2 separate regions of the Homo sapiens genome follow, and region 1 is linked to region 2. Evidence: chromatin contacts called from ENCODE Hi-C data. All regions are on one chromosome and are shown on one strand. Each heading gives the region's core, a stretch centred on a gene start or an enhancer-like site at or near the end of the contact. The rest is flanking DNA. Distances are from core to core; before and after follow the strand shown. Region 1 holds the start of DEPDC1-AS1 (DEPDC1 antisense RNA 1). Region 2 overlaps GNG12-AS1 (GNG12, DIRAS3 and WLS antisense RNA 1).

The links. Hi-C counts contacts between places; a loop is a spot of excess contacts on that map.
Region 1: a map of endothelial cell of umbilical vein shows a loop between it and region 2 (2.3-fold over the local background). The contact joins the promoter of DEPDC1-AS1 here to the enhancer-like site in region 2. A Hi-C loop is called at or near these places in 1 of 168 maps with a recorded cell type or tissue (endothelial cell of umbilical vein).

Annotation. Positions count from the first base shown.
Region 1 is chr1:68,495,068-68,500,434 of GRCh38, reverse strand. It overlaps DEPDC1-AS1 (DEPDC1 antisense RNA 1), which reads right to left and starts at 3,759. Exons shown (of 3, transcript NR_110671.1): 1 at 3,664-3,759. It overlaps DEPDC1 (DEP domain containing 1), which reads left to right and starts at 3,353. Exons shown (of 12, transcript NM_001114120.3): 1 at 3,353-3,483. The coding sequence starts at 3,436. RefSeq lists enhancers at 3,453-3,512, 3,623-3,672.
Region 2 is chr1:67,886,183-67,891,534 of GRCh38, reverse strand. The region is part of intron 1 of GNG12-AS1 (GNG12, DIRAS3 and WLS antisense RNA 1); the gene reads right to left. Among named protein-coding and RNA genes, the nearest start is that of GNG12, 55 kb to the right of the region's middle. Within about 2 kb of position 1,439, at least 3 of the 41 ENCODE cell types and tissues checked have a DNase peak (open chromatin) inside an H3K27ac peak, as active enhancers do; they include endothelial cell of umbilical vein, where a contact is called at or near this core.

The DNA of each region.
Region 1 (5,367 bases), core at 2,510-5,009, 610 kb before region 2:
GAGGAGGCCGAATATAGGGCCCCAATCCCTTCTAGCTTACAGGGTTTCTGCTGAGAAATCTGCTGTTAATCCAATAGGTTTTTCTTTACAGGTTACCTGGTCTTTTGTCTCACAGCTCTTAAGATTCTTTCTTTCATCTTAACTTTAGATAATCTGACGATAATGTGACTAGGTGATGATCTTTTTGTGATGAATTTCCCAGGTGTTCTGTGAGTTTCCTGTATTTGGATGTCTAGGTCTCTAGCAAGGCCAGGGAAGTTTCCCTCGATTATCCCCCCAAATATGTTTTCCAAACTTTTAGATTTCTCTTCTTCCTCAAAAATGCCAATTATACTTAGATTTGGTTATTTAACATAATCCCAGACTTCTTGGAGGCTTTGTTCATACTTTCTTATTCTTTTTTTTTTTTTTTGTCTTAGTCGGATTGGGTTAATTCAAAAACCTTGTCTTTGAGCTCTGAAGTTCTTTCATCTGCTTGTTCAATTCTATTGCTGAGACTTTCCAGAGCATTTTGCATTTCTATAAGTGCGTCCATGGTTTCCTGAAGTTTTTATTGTTTTTTAATTATGCTATCTATCTCATTGGAAATTTCTCCCCTCATTTCTTGTATCATTTTTTGGATTTCCTTAAATTGTGCTTTGCCTTTCTCTGGATCGCCCTGATTAACTTAATAATGAAACTTCTGAACTCTTTTTTAGGTTAATCAGGGATTTCTTCTTGTTTTGGATCCATTGCTGGTGAGCTAGTGTGATTTTTGGGGGGTGTTAAAGAACTTTGTCATATTACCAGAGTTGGTTTTCTGATTCCTTCTCATTTGGGTAGGCTCTGTCATAGGAAAGGCCTAGGGCTCAAGGCTGTGGTTCAGATTCTTTTGTCCCATGGAGTGTTCCCTTGATGTAGTGGTTTCCCCCTTTTCCTAGGGATGTGGCTTCCTGAGAGCCAAGATGTAGTGATTGTTATCTCCTCTGGATCTAGCCACCCAGCAAGTCTACCAGGCTCTGGGCTGGTACTGGGGGTTGTCTGCACAGAGTCGTGTGATGTGAACTGTCTGTGGGTCTCTCAGTCATGGATACCAGCCAGCACAGTATTTGGGGTGTCTTCCGGGTCCTGCAGGAGCAATCCACTTCCTTCAGATGGTCTATCAATTCTCTCAGCTTTCCTGATTTATTCCTGCAGTCATTCTGGAGCAAAAGTTCACAGTGCAAGCCTCCACATTCTGCTCTTTCCATCCAAGTGGGAGCTGCAATCTAGTCCTGCCTCCCATCCACCATTATCTCTCCAGCTACCTGAATTAAGTTCTGTGTGGCTTGGGACGCCTCACGATCATGGCAGAAGGTGAAAGGCACATCTCACATGGTGGCAGACAAAAGAAGAGAGCTCATTTTCTTTTGTGATACTCATTGTATCACAATGAGTAGATTAGGTTAGGTTCAGCTAGAAGAGTAAATTAACAGAGGCTCATATTTCTTTCATATATAAGTCCACAGCTAGGCAGTTCATGGGCATTACAGCATCTCAGCTGCACAGTCTTCAGAGATACAGCCTCCTCCAACCCTACACATTTACCCTGTACTCTCCCTCCCATGACAAACACACACACACACACATACATACACATATATACATACACCCCAATCAGGATTTGGGGAATCCCAGGAATCAGCATTTTAACAGGTATTGCAGGAAATTCTAAAACATGTAGTTTTTAACCCACTCTGAGAAATTCTAATGTAGGAGAATTAGGAAAAGGATGATAAAGTGACTCTCGCAGAATTGGTAATGAGAGGAAATAAAATGACTTCCAAGATTTAAACTATGCAATCAATGAATAATTGTTAAGAGCAAAGGTATGTAAAGTTACCTTAAAGAAACTCAGACCACTCACATTTAACAAAAACCTAACTTTTAAATATTTTATCATCTAAAGACACTATAAATGTGAAAGTGGATGGTGCAGAGTGAATCCACAGCCACAGTGGATTATTAAGGTACTATTAAGCTGTGGCTACCTATATCAAAGGCTGTATGTGAGATGATTTTCAACTTGGGGAGCTGGGCAAAAATAAATTTTGGCTTCCACAGTCTCATCTCCATTTCCTTCTGAAAGGAAAAAGAAAAGAAAAACGAAAATCCTGGGACAATGTATCATAAAGCCAGGTAAGAAACAGTTAACATTATTTTGTAACATCAATCATTTTACTTTTCCTTAACATAAGTGGAAAATTGAGTAGATTGTTCCTGTTTACCAAGTATGTTTTTGAAAATTCCTACCCACTGGTCCTGGTAGAAAATAGATGTGCTTCTGCCCAAATTAAGGAAAACTCCACAGACCTACACTACCACTCCCTGAACATTTTTCTTTATCTCTTCTTTTTACTGCATCCTATCCTCTTAAACTGCTATTTAATTTCCAAGTGAATTCTTCCACAGCTTCAAATCACTCAAGCAATCTCCCACTTTACTAAGGGATTCTTAGCATCAGATAGTTTCAGACTGGTGACAGGGTATTTATTAAAAGCATGAAGTCTGTGCTTTGCCAAGGAGACCTAAGACTGAGTAAGTCTCTTCAACTCTCGGAATGTAGTTTTTGTCATTTGAAAATTGACTTCTGTTGAAGATTTATTTTCTAAGATCCTAGTGAAATTTTAAGTGTATAATCACGATCCAAACATAACCAACATTCTTATACAGTGGTAGAGTTTAAGGGAAGCAATTTGACAAGTTGTACACAACCTTTCCCAAGCCCCACATTGTATGTACTTAAGAAAGACTACCTATAATCCATTTTATTACCCAACTGGGGGGTTCTGAATGATCCATTTTACTGCACAATTAGGGGGTTCTGAACCTAGATTTTAGCACTTCAGAGAATCATGGCACCTGCTGAGAGAGAGGATAGGCAGCAGAGAGAGAAACTGCGACACATATCCATCAGGTTGCTTTGCCTTCTAAGCTAACTGCTGAAGATCCTGTAGGGCCAGGCAGAAAAACCGTATTTTCTTGTCTTTTCAAATTTCAAATTCCCTTAAACCAAAGGCTGGACTCCAAATAATTTCGTTTGGAACTAAAGAGCTCATCCCCTCTGAGCACGAAAACAGGACTCTGTGACTCCGCCTCGCCGTAGACCGCAGGAGGGAGAAACAGCGCCAGGGAAACCCGAGCCTGTCCCATCGAGGCGGTCCCAGGCCAGCCCAGCCCACCCCAGCCCGCGCCAGCTACTGGAGCCCCAGGACGCAGCCGAGCGGCCCTCGCCGACTCCTTCCCGAGCCTGGCTGTGGCGTCACGTGACCCGCGGCGCGGCCAATCCGCGCAGCCCTCTATGCTATTCAAATCGGCGGCGGGGCCAACGGTTGTGCCGAGACTCGCCACTGCCGCGGCCGCTGGGCCTGAGTGTCGCCTTCGCCGCCATGGACGCCACCGGGCGCTGACAGACCTATGGAGAGTCAGGGTGTGCCTCCCGGGCCTTATCGGGCCACCAAGCTGGTAAGACAGCTCGGATAGACGGGACCGGTCAGCGGGCTGACGGCAGTCACCACTGTTCGCAGTTTTACCTCGACCGTTCGCAGTTTTACCTCGGTCGGAGGGATGAGTCCCAGGATCCCTAGGTTCAGTGAAAAGGCTGGCGAGGAGAAGTAGCGGGTATGCAACCCTTGCCAGACTCACCGCTCCCTCTATTTTGAGGGTCTGGGCCTCAGGTCCGAAAGGAAGCGCCGCGCGTAGGCCGCACCAGACTCGCTATGAGGAGCGACTCCTGTGCCTGGTGTGGCCGGCGTCCCGTGGGGGCGTCTTAGAATATTCCGATTTGGCCGCTCACCTCGCCTGATTTTCTACCCGCCTCAGAATTAGGGAACAATTGGGAATGAGGTCCAAAGCTTTGTAGGGTTAGGTGGGGGGCAAGCCCGAATGTGGCAATTTTGTTTATTGAACCCATAGAATTTAACGCAGGATGTATCGGCCGAATAGCACTAGGATAACAGCTGCCTGTTTCAAAACGGTATTTCTGAGTACCCATCAGTAACCACTGCTGGTGGTCCCTGAATTGCACGTACAGCACTCCTAACGCGTTTTGTGCAGTTGGGTCTTCGGTTCTATAGGATACTGTGGTGCTGGTTATGTGACGTTAGGTGAGTCCCCTACCTTCTGTGAGCCTGTTTCCACATTGGTAAAGGTTACTAATACATGCTTGCCTTAAGGGGTTTCCCAGGAGGATGCTGTTTTTTAAAGTGTGTTGTGATCTGCAGAATAACAAGCATTTTCCTCTTAGGAATGCCCTTCAGACGAGCATGTATTATTAGCCCTACTTTATCAGGTGCACACTGAGGCTCACAGACGTTAAATGCCCTCTAGAGTCACATCAACAGCAAGTGGCAGAGCTAGAATTCAGATCTTCCTGGTATGGCGATCTTACATGGATTCTGCTACTTAGTAAGTTATTGGCTATATTTACCAATATGAAGGATAGAATTTAGGACAGGAAGGAACCTCAATCAGTAGTCCTGCCACATTATTTAAAACCCATTAGATGAAAGTAGTATAAGCACGCTGAAAAAGAAAACATGCACTGAATGCTTACTAGTACTTCACATATATTACATCATTTTATCATTCCAATAAGCCCATTCGTTAGGTCCTTTTGTCCCTGTTTTGTGGTTAAGGAGATTGAGGCATAGAGATTGAAGATAGGCCCAAAAAGTCATAAACAATAGTGGCAGAGCTAGAGCTGGGAAACCAGCCCTACTAGTCTAACTCCAGAGCCTGTTCTTAAAGCCACTACCCTGTACTGCATCTCAGGAAAGCCGTTCTGTAATCTCCCTTAGTACAGAGTCCCTTTCTGTCATTTTTATTACTGTGTCCTCAGGCCAGTACAGAGTGAGCAGCTCAATATCAGTTTCTAGAGTCAATCACACCTGGGTTTGAATGCCTAGGTTCATCACTTAGCTGTGTGACCTTGGTCATTTTATTAATCTCTCTGCTTTATTTTCCTTATGTGAAAAATGAGAAATTAATAGTACCTATTCATAGAATTGGGGTAATTAAAGTGAAATAATGAATGTGAAGCACAGTGCTACCAACATTAATATTAATTGAGGTAAAAAACAGGGATGAATGTTTTCTCTATTGATTGTAGTTCTTCCTTATTTCCAGATTTCTTAAATAAGCTCAGGATCTTAAATAAGGATCTTAGATCAGCCAATGAAGTTCTTCTAATAAAAAAGCTATTACATAAAAATATTACTACAGCACTAGAATTAATAAAAAGAAAGCAGTGTAAGATATAATTTTTTTTTTTTTGAGACTGAGTTTTGCTCTTGTTGCCAAGGCTAGAGTGCAATGGTGCAATCTCAGCTCACCGCAACCTCCGCCTCC
Region 2 (5,352 bases), core at 190-2,689:
AGTCAACTCTTCTGGATGCCTCGAATCAAGATTTGCTGTGCAGACTGGGGGCCCGATGAGCAGTCCCTCATTGCAGACTGCAAACAAAGCTCCTTTACATCAGGGTGCAAGGTAACTCTGGCAGATACACAAATATGAATGACACATGTTCCCTGGCCTTAAGGTATTACATTTACAATAGAGTACGAAAGACTGGTTGTTTTTCAACTCCCACTAATTCAAGATGAAAAGTACCATAAGTGAGGTCCCAGGAGGGTGACAGAGAGTTCAGAGGAGGAAAACTTTACATTTATCTAGGAAAATCAAGAGTGGTCCAAAGAGTTGAGTATTTAAGCTGGGACATGAGATTGAATGAGACATGCAATGATGCCAGGAAGGATATTCCCAATGACAGGATTTATGTGTGTGAATGCACTGAAGCAAGCCAGCTTGGAAACTGGTGTAGCAGGCTGCCTGGGTTACACACGTATCCATGCCAGTGTACACACCCTCACAAATCAAGGTGGTAAATTAGAGATTTCCCACACTCCTATGTATTCCCATTAAGGATGATCACCTAGACAGCTTATAAATCTTTTTCAGTTGGCTTCATGATCTTTACAACCAGCACAGTTCATTTAGCAAGCAAACTCCAGCCTGGAGGAAGCAAATATCTCATGGGTCTGAAGGCTCAGGCCCAGGATTCTCTCATTTGCCCCTTTTCTCTGAGACCAACAGGCTTGCAACATTAGGAACAAACAATTTGGTAGAAGCAGCTGAGATGGCAACATTACCACAAAGATATGGGGCCATGCTTTGGTGGAAAGAGAACTGGATAGGGAGGCAGAATACCTGGATTCAAGCCTCAGCTCTGGTTTCTATAACATGTGTAAGCTCTGTGGTTTGCTTAACTTGAGACTGTTTCTTTCTGTCTTGTATGGGAAAATGCTCACTGTTTTATGGGTTTGTTCTGAGGATCAAATGAGATAAATGTGAAAGGCTTTTGCAAAACAAAAACCATTATATATCATAAAATATCTGTTGCTGTTTTTTTTCCTTTTTAATAACACACTTCTCTATAGAGACTATGACCATTCAAAAGGCATTTACCTCCAGCAAGGAAAGGGAAAATGCAGACATATATAACTATGTAACTGATCAGAGATTCAGCCAAGCCCAAACAAGTGCAGTAATGTCTGCCTGTGATTCTAATACCAGCAGTAGAATCTCCCACTGGGAGAAAAATTTAGATGTTGTGTGCACTTTTCTTTCCAGATCCTGGACAGCACACCTAGCAACCAAGAAAATGAGAGTTATAGCTGTTTCTTACATAATAAAGAGTTCTCAAGTTTAATTTTAAAAAAAATTCTCATTGTCTTCCTCTCTACCCAACTCATGACATCATTTGTAGCTGAAAGTTCCACATGGGTGAGTCATCCCACACTCCAACCCTCAATTTCACTGACATTTCCTCCACACTACTCCAGCCACCCACTGCATGGTCATTTCCTGCCCTTTGCCATCACCAGAAAATGGGCCACTTCTAACCTCTAGATTCCAAGGACTCATTTTCATTGTCATTTTAGCTCACTTTCTCTGGCACCCCACTAGTACAATTCTAGGACTTCTATAAGATCTCTAACCCACTGACTCCTCCATTATTTTCCTCTGTCTGCATACATTGTTATTATATATTATAATATATTACTATTATATATATTATAACTTCTATAACTTTGCAGCTTAGATTCAGAGGGCATCATTACCCCCACTCACATGCAAATATCCCTAACACCCCTTCCCCACTCTTTTCAAGGTTTTCTTCTTAGCCCTGAAAGAACCTCTGCATCTGCATCTGACATTTAGCTGGGATGCCTCAGGACAGCTGTACCAGTGCTTACTGCTGGCATCTGCTCTGAATGATTTTCAAAGGTGGATTTACTGTGAATCTGATGAAGCCTAAGTTTCAGGGCCTCCATATGCAAAACACCTTTCAAAGATCCTAGCCATATGTTTATAAGGCCGTATCAGTTTTGTTTTGTTTTAAAAACAAAAAGTCATTGAGAAGACACTTGAAAATTTCTTTTTTTAAAGGCCCTCTCCCCAAAATGTTTAAGCAAAACCAGGTCCACCCCTGCCAGGTGTTGACTATTTTAAATATCGCCCTTGATTATCACCCACGAAGTGGACATGGCTGTCTAATAGATGCAGCATACCCACACACACTGGCATAATCTGCTCTCTGCCCAGGTCTCATCTGCTTTTCTGCCAGGTTCCTCCTCACTCTCCAGCCACATTGGTCTCCCTCTGACCATCATCACTAAAGCAAATGCCCTCCCACCCCACCCTTGCCGGCCCCTCGTCTGCTTCCTTCCTAACATGACAAAATGTCATTCTTTGATTTTTCCATTGACTTTTTGTCAGTATCCTCCATACAACTGCATTCTCCACAAGTACAGGGGTAGGGTCTGAACACCCACTGTGTGTCTCCAGGACCTACCACATACATACTTTGAATTAATTACAAATGACACAGACTGCCTGGGTTGTTAGTGAGATTGTTTCCTTCCTACCACTGAAGGGAAAGTCCGTGGAGGCATTTATGCCGCTTTCAGGCTGCTCTGAATTCCTTCTGTGGCTAAGGAGGGGGTGGTCTCCCAAGCACAGAGCAGGCTGGATTTCCAGATTCCTACAGAGCCCTAAATGCTTCCAAAGCCTCTTCAGGAAAGCATTGCCCGATGCTCTGGGAAAGCCACAATGCTGCTTTGCTGTCAGCAGGAGAGAGGCCTCCCATTCCAGTCCCTGGATGCCTCTTCCTTTGCCTGCAGCTTCTTTCAGCTCCTTCCATTAGTTAAGTCTCTCTGGTCCCTGAACAATTGTCCTCTGTATTAGGGGATAGCCCAGGGAAAGAGACACCCGCAGGATGACAACCACAGGGTGTACTACTTTATTAAGTTGGAGACTATTCAACACAGCATGCAAAATTATATACACGTTCATGCATATGCATGTGCATTTTAATTATGTAGAATTTATTTTCTGAATGCCTGGAGCTGAAAATATGGTAACCTTAATCAAGAGTTCCCTGAGGGAGGTGATGTTGACAGCTTGCTGGGATGTGAGGAATTCCAGGTGTATTTGTGAGGAAGTTGTTCTGTAAGAGCAGCTGCTTCTTATTCCCACAAGCAATTACTGTCAATAAACATCTCCCAAACCCATTTATGAATGGAGCACTGTGTTGGCACTGGGTCACCTGACCTTATCTGCCCACTCTAATTTCCATGTGCATAATGTACATTTTTCAGAACTTTCATATGCATTCGCTCATTCAATTCAAAGAATAACGATGACACGAGGAAAAGGGGGTATTAGGCCCCTTTTACAGAAAAGAAAACTGAGACCCTTTAGAACCAACAAGCAATACAAGGTAGCATCTGATATATGCCAAAGCCAATGCCTGTAATGTGTGTTCCAGGTTGAAACCTACAAATTAACGAAGTGTTGTAGGAAGGCAGCACAGTATAGAGGGAAAGGCCAGGCCTAGGGTTCCAAACATCTCTATCTGGTCCCAGCTATTTCCCAAACTGGCTTGTGTTCCCTGTCTACTAAATGAAGCCATGAAGCTAATCAGCGGTTCTTCACCTGGGTTGCACATTGGCATCATCAGGGAAACTTTTAAAATTCCCATACCCAAACCACACCATAGACCTATTAAATACAGTCCCTGAAGCTAACAGACTTGAATTTCCGCATTTTTTTTTAATGCTCCCTGGCTATTCCAAAATGTAGTTAAAGTTGAGAAACTTGGCTCTGAACTAAATGATCCCTTGGGTTTTTAAACACACTGTAAACTTCTATCAGAAGACAACTTGCAGCCTCTGACCAAAATAGATGTTCATTAATTAAGTTGCCTTCAAATAAACCCATTTAATATTGTTTAACCAAGTCTTTCTCAGCCATATATGACCACAAAAGCCTTTCCTCATGTGATAATTGTTAATACTTTACTAATATCCCAGAATATTAATGTATTCTGGAAAATACTCCATATAGGGTTTACCTTGAGAAGTCCCTTTGAAGAGTTTGATTCTCTAAGCGGTTTGGAGCACTGGAGATTCATGCCTTAGGAAACTCTCTCTAGCAAACTGCTAGCACCTCCCAGCACATCCAGATGGGATGATGGCCACTTCTACTTAACTCTTGTTTTGGGATTCAGTTCTATAATTAGCATCTTCTTTATTATATTCTGTGTCTAGGGGTAAGAAAAGAGGATGTTCTATGTCTGTTTAATGTGTTTCAGATGTTTTAAAGAGCCAAACATGAAAGCAAACCCGTGAAAGTATAAAATACAGCAAAATACATCAAGGTACAAAATGCAGAAGCAAGAAAGGAAAGGAAAATAAATTTGGATACATCAAGCTTTTAAATGGTAGAAGGCTCCATAAACTAAAAATAAAAGAAATTATAGACTGGGAGGAAATATCTGCAGCACACGTAACAAATCATAAACATGTGGAATATGTAAAGAAGTCCTATAAATCAACAAGACAAAGACAAATAGCCCCAAATAGAAATAAAAGAAGATATGAGTAGGTAATTCACAGAAGAAAGACAAATAGCCAGTGTCAAAAGATGTGAAAAGATGCACAGCCTCACTAGCAATTAGAGAAAAACAAACTAAAATAATTACAAGACATTTTTCACACAGGAGATTAGCACAAAATGTAAGAAGATTAATAACAGCAGGTTTTCCTGAGGAGTAGCAAAAGGTATATACCTTGTGCACTGTTGGTGAGGATATGAATTGAAAAAGCCTTTCTGTGGAGGACAATTTGGAGTTATCTAAAAAAACTTGTAAATTCACATTGCCTCCCACCTAGCAATTGTTCTTCTTTGTCTCTATCCTGCAGAATGACTTGCAAGTTCCCAGGAAGGCAGGTACCAGTATGGTCAATGCCATGCTGCTTATAATGGAGAAAAACTGGGAAACATCTAAATAGCCATCGAATGCCAAAAGAGAAACATCTGTACCCTTCGGGGGGCTGGTATATAGTGGTCAAAGTGGACTGCTTTATCTGCATTATTTAATTCCTTTTTTTGGACATCATTGTCTTAATGATAGTGCCTACTCATAAAGTTGTTGTATTAGATGAATGAATATATATAAACTATTCAGTGCCTGTCCCATAGTAAGCACTCAAATAAATGTCATTGGTAGTATTTTTGTCATCTTTAGTAATAAAAACTGGTGTTACAGTAACTTCCTGTTACTCAAGAATGACATCTTCCGTCTCCTCTGTCACTGCTGTGGAAGGCCTCATGTCAACCACCTTGGCTTATGAATAGCACTACTTTTAAGTCCCTTCCTCCTCC